Regions from separate parts of the Homo sapiens genome. Here region 2 is linked to region 1. A link is a loop called in an ENCODE intact Hi-C map of the cell type or tissue named here. Cell type or tissue: adrenal gland. All regions are shown on one strand. Links, peaks and the distances in the headings refer to the core of each region. The heading gives the core; the rest is flanking DNA.

Region 1 (2,903 bases), core at 309-2,808:
CACTCCAGCCTGGGCGACAGAGAGACTCTGTCAAAAAAAAACAAGATGATGTAATATTTGAAAGTGTACTTTCCACTTTTTTATTTAGGTTAAGTACATACACATTAAAATATACAAATTGGCCAGGCATGGTGGCTTGTGCCTGTAATCCGACACTGTGGGAGGCCAAGGTGAGTGGATCACCTGAGGTCAGGAGTTTGAGATCAGCCTGGCTAACATGGTGAAACTCCATCTCTACTAAAAAATACAAAAATTAGTCGAATGTGGTGGCACGTGCCCGTAGCCCCAGCTACTCAGGAGGCTAAGGCAGGAGAATTGCTTGAACCCAGGAGGCGAAGGTTGCAGTGAGCCAAGATCACACCACTGCACTCCAGCCTGGATGATGGAACGAGACTCCACCTCAAAAAAATAAAACAAAACAAAATAAAAATAAAGTGTACACATCTTCAGTAGATAAGTTGATGAATTTTTGAAGATGCATTCACACATGTACCCACCATCCAGATCAAGCTATAGATTTCCAGCAGCCCAAGAGGTCCTTCATGCCCTTTCCAAGTTGATACCAAGCAAGCTACTACCCTTCTGACTTCTGTCACCATAGATTCATTTTACCTATTCTAGGAGTGCAGATAAATGGAATCACACAGGACCTACCCTTTCATGTCTAGCTTCTTCTCCACATTCTACCTGTGGTGCTGCCTCACATTGCTGAACGGAGGAGTAGTTCAGGCTTTTTCATTGCCTAGTTGTATTCCATTGCATGAAAATCCTTACTTTGCTTTGGTCCTTTGTGGCATGAGTGAGAGAAAGCAAGAGAGAGCTGCGTGGACTTGGTGCTTCTGCTGGGCAGCCCGGTAGCGGAGGCCAGCATGCAGCCATGGGGAGGAGGAAACGAAAGCAGAAAATGGACTGCAGAGCTCTCAGGAAGGAAGGCTGGAGCCAGCCCTGCTGTCTTGGGCCATGTGTCCTAGGCGCTCCTGCTGAGTAGGGAAGGAAGATTTCAGACCAACCTCCCTCCCCACCCCCAACAACAGCCGACTGTTCCTAGACCGTCGCCCCCTCCCCAAAAGCTCGTTCTCCAAGGACAAAGAGAAACTCAGAGATCTCAACTGCTCCACAAGCCAGTGTGAGGAGAGGCCCTTTATTTCCCGGGGCCTCTGGCTGACTAGCCAAACCAGTCGAGCATGACAACCGTCTGCCCATTAATGCGAGTGCCAGCCCCAAGCATCTGTTTCTTTCTCTCCTGTTTCCCGTGGGTGGTGGGTGGGGGCTCTCTCCAGCTCCTCTGCACTTTTTCCTCCTAATCACAATCATTTGTCTTAACAGGGCTGCAAACCACTGTGGCTAAAAAACCCAAGCAGCGCCCGCACAAAGCCAACAGGCACCGGCCTTGCCCACATCCCCTGGCTAGCCTAAAGTGAAATTGAAGCAGCCCACTCTGCCATTATCCTCTTTCCTGCTTGTTTCGCAGGGCCTACGGCTACTTTTAGATGGCCACACTGCCTGGTGTGGCCTCCAAATATCTGACCACCCCTCCTCCGGTTTCCAAAGGCAAATGCCAGGACCCCATTGACACAAACCCAGTGCCTTAACAATCTGAAGACCAAAGAACCAGCCTTCACAAGGGGGCCTGGAGGTGCTGTTTAGGCCAGGAGAAAGACTTCGCTCCGGGGGTGGGCTTTCTGAGTGAGTTCCAGTCTTAATGAAAACCCAAGAGGAGCTTTGGGAAAATGTGAAAGGGGCTAACTGCGGAGGCGGGGGAGCCACCCACGGCCACCCAAGACCACTCACTCTACCTGCCCTTTCCCACCCCAGCTAAGGGTCCTAGACGGCCACCCTCCACCCAAACCCCCACCCAACACCAGGTTATCAGTCTGGCACCCTTGTCCCTGCTGCAGGCTGTGTCTACCCCAGGGCCCAGCCTCTAAGCCTCTCTCCTTTGATTCTCCCCGCAGCACCTTCTCTTAACCCCCACTGCTGTTATAGGCTGAATTGTCCCCACCCAACCCCCACCCATATGTTGGAGCCCTAACCCCCAGTACCTCCGAGTGTGACCGCATTTGGAGACAGGGCCTTTAAAGTGGTAATGAAGCTAAAATGAAGCTGGTGGACCCTCAGCCAATACAACTGGTGTCCTTATAAGAAGTGGGAGAGACACCAGGGATGTGTGCACACCAGAACAGGCCGGGCAAAGACACACGGGGAAGACGGTCCTCTGTAGGCAAGGTCAGAGGCCTCAATAGAAACCGGCCCTGACAACACCTTGATCTTGGACTTTGAGCTTCCAGAACTGTGAGGGAATACATTGCTGTTGTTTCAGCCACCTAGTCTGTGATATTTTGTTCTAACAGCCTGAGCAGGTAATACAACTGCCTGTACTTTCTTTTGAGAATGGCCCAGACCTTGGTCACTGCTCCAGCAGACCCTGCCGGCTGACTGCCACCCAGGGGGAGAATGCGGAGGGATGGAAAGGGAGCCCACACTGTTCCCAACCCAGGCCCCACCCACCCTACTGTCCCGAGCCACCTTCCACCAGGACGTCTGTGGGGCACCCTGTCCCCTGGTCCCTCCCAGCTCGGTGGCAGGGTCTCCTCTGGCTTCACCTGATGGAAGGTGACTCCCAGTCTCCTTCTAGCCAACAGGACCACGGATGCATTAGGCCCCCTCAGAAGCAAGCAGTGCATGGGGATCCATGCTGAGATGAACAGTCCCCGGTGCAGAGCAGACGGTGTCAATCTCTGGAACGGAATGGGAAGAAGAGACTGCCAGCAGGGTGTCTCCAGGCACAGGGAGGCCTCTGGAAGGACAGAGGTAGGAAAGGTGACTGTGGGCCCGTGGGGTGGCTCTGAGCAGCAGCAGGCTTCAGACCCGTGCATGCGACCCTCTTTTCTGCCTCCTTGGCC
Region 2 (2,903 bases), core at 276-2,775, 200 kb after region 1:
TCTGGGGTCTCACCCCAGACCTGCCTGTTAACAAGGTCCTCAAGTGATTCGTATGCCCACTGATGTCTGGGAAACACTGAAATCTATTCATCGAGGAAACTGGGTTTCAGATTCAAAAGACATGGATTCCTTTACCAGCTGTGCCTTTGATTAAGTCTGTAGTTTAGGGAAGGGCGGATTGCTTCTCTGGGCCTTGGTCTCCTTTCCCATAAACCAAGGAGGTCGGGATGGATCATCTCTAGGGCCCCATCCCATTCTCATGCTCTGGCCGTCTATGAGTCGCTCAGGCTTGCACAGTGGTAGGCTGTAGATCCAGGACTGGGGCGGGGCCTCCTTCCCAAGCTCATCCCCCACCCCCACTTCCGGGGAAGGCTGGTCTGCCACCTTCACTGTGTCCTACATAAATCTCTTCTACCACCCAGCCTCCCTCAGGTGACAGCCTGGGAGGAGGCCATCCCTGTGCCATTTGTGAGCCCTGGCTCAGTGCAGCAACAAGTGAGTGAGAGCTCAATGGGTCAAGATGGGAGCACTGCTTTGCCACGGTTCTCTGGCATGGCATGAGGACTCCATAAACCTCTGGGCCTCTGGAGGCTTCCACTTCCTGATCTGAAAATAACAAAATTGACCTTCCAATCTCTGTTTCTCACTTTCTGTGATTCAATGACATTGGAACTGTTTCTGTTAAGGGGAAAAGCAGAATCCACGGTGCTACCACTGAGATAGCTCCATGGTTCAGCCTCCAGGTTCAGGCCGTCTTAAGTCTTTAACCACCGACTGCATGAATGGAAGCTTCCATTATTCACTCAGCATACACTTGCTGATCCCTACTAAGTTTCATAGCCTTCATGGTTGGATAAAACACACTCCTTACTGCAGCTCCCGCTTTGGTGGAGGAAACAGATATGTGTGCAGACAGCTCCAGTGAGTGGAGTGTGATCAGTGCTCTAAGAGAATACAGGAAGGACAACTGATCCAGACCGGGGCAGAAATCTGATCCAGATAGAGAGAAATCAGGTAGGGCTTCCTGTAGGAGGTAATGGCTGACATGAAGGAAGGCATTTACGAACCTAGACTGCGTTCACCCATTTGTGATGAAGACATCAAGAGAAGGCAGCAGTTCACACTCCCTGTGTGCCAGGCACCAGGCTATGCATTTTCTGTAAAGTGCCTCATTTAACTTTTATACTAATCCTGTAAAGAAGCAGGCCTTGGTATCCCTATTTGTCAGATGAGACAATTGAGGCACAGAGTGGTTAAGTACCACATCCTTGCTCGCAGAGCTGGGCAACAGTGAGGCTGACCTCCCCAGGCTGTCTGCATAGATTAATGCTGGATGTTAACAGCTATCAAAAAGAGGGTTCGCCCCCCACGGGAGAAAACAGCAAGGTCCGGGGAAATAGAGATTTAAAGAAATACTACACACACACACACACACACACACACACAGACATATACACACACACATTCATACATAGACACACACACAGACACATATACACAGACACACATGCACACACACACACACACACCCCAACTAGAGAAATATGAATGAAAAGATTCTTCAAGCAGTTTTTTTAAAGGGAATAAAAAGGTGTGGCCAATCGGGGAGGGAGGCCAAAGTGGTCCAGCAGTGCGGCATCTGCGCCTCCGCGGCGGCAGGGGCCCCGCAGCAGGCGCGCTGGGAGCAGCTTCTCTCGGGGCCTGCCGCGTTTATGGCTTCAATAGCGCCGCTCCGGGTCCCCGCGGCGTCGGAGAGGCTTCTGCCTAGCGCCTCTCTGCTGCGCGAGGTCGTCCCGGCCTTACAAAAGGAGCTCCTCGCTGGTGAGCTCAAGACCCCAGGCGGGCTCTCCCCGAAGGGTCACTTCTCCGAGTGTGTCGCCTCCTTTAGTCTTTTCTTTTCCTCTCTGTGGTGGCTTGTGATGTCTCTAACGCTGGGGCCTCCTATGGACTCCATCCCGAGATGGAGACTGGCAGAGCTAGAAGGTCTAAACATCTGAAAAGCAGGCACGCATAGTCCCTGGGGAGAAGGCAGGGAGGCAGGCAAACCCCTGGAGTGCCACCCAAACAATTGGACTTTTTAATTGATACTGTTTTATTTTGGCCAATTTTCCACTTAGGGGTGGAGAAAAGGGAAGTAATTTTTGGCATTTACTTTTTTTTTTTTTTTTTTTGGAGACAGAGTCTTACTCTGTTGCCCAGGCTTGAGTGCAGTGGCGTGATGGCTCACTGCAACCTCCGCCTCCCAGGTTCAAGCAAGTCAGCCGCCTCAACCTCTCGAGTAGCTGGGATTGCAGGCGCCTGCCACCACGCCCTGCTAATTTTTGTATTTTTAGTAGAGACGGGTTTTCGCCAGGCTGTTTGCGGGCTTACGCCCGCGTCGGCCTCCCAAACTGTTGGGATTACAGGCGTGAGCCACCGCGCCTGGCCATTTTTGGCATTTACTATGAAGCAAGACGTAATGCTAGGTGCTTTATGTACTTTGAGCTTATTTTATCCTCACTATAACCTTATGAGGCAAAGTGCATTGTTTCTATTCCACAGATGAGGAAAATGAGGCTCAAAGAGGTTAGGTAACTTGCCCAAGGGGCACACAGCCAGTAAGTGGAGAAGCTGAGAGATGAACCCAGGTTTCTATGACTCCATGCTCCTTGAATCTTTGAGTTGTGATGCCATCCCTGTGTTTCTGAGAGGAAATAGTAAAAAGTCAGGGAAACATCACGAAATTATGGCAGTATGTTTTTTAAGCCAGCATGAATCTTGGAGGTGATCTAGAAGTTCTTTTATATTATGGATGAAGAAACCTGAGGCCTACAAGTCAAGAGAATCGTGCATGACAACTAATTATTAAAACCAGGGTAACTGGAGTCTGCCCAGTGTTAGTGGTTATCTAGTTCAGTTCAGTT

What was found. A loop is a pair of places that touch in the nucleus more often than their neighbours do. Peaks named below come from ENCODE experiments on the same cell type or tissue, not always from the same donor. Only the 100,000 strongest peaks of a DNase experiment are listed, where the experiment ranks them.
Region 2: it touches region 1 in a loop (4-fold over the local background); 11 of 110 quality-filtered maps call a loop at or near these places.

What each region holds. Positions count from the first base shown.
Region 1 is chr2:201,965,983-201,968,885 of GRCh38, forward strand. No RefSeq gene overlaps it. Among named protein-coding and RNA genes, the nearest start is that of FZD7, 66 kb to the right of the region's middle. In adrenal gland, for the core only: no CTCF peak of the experiment used is centred there; no DNase peak of the experiment used is centred there.
Region 2 is chr2:202,169,696-202,172,598 of GRCh38, forward strand. All of the region lies in intron 15 of KIAA2012, which reads left to right. Among named protein-coding and RNA genes, the nearest start is that of KIAA2012-AS1, 54 kb to the left of the region's middle. RefSeq lists an enhancer at 1,205-2,023. In adrenal gland, for the core only: no CTCF peak of the experiment used is centred there; a DNase peak (open chromatin) is centred at 1,796; H3K4me3 peaks cover 361 bases; H3K27me3 peaks cover 343 bases.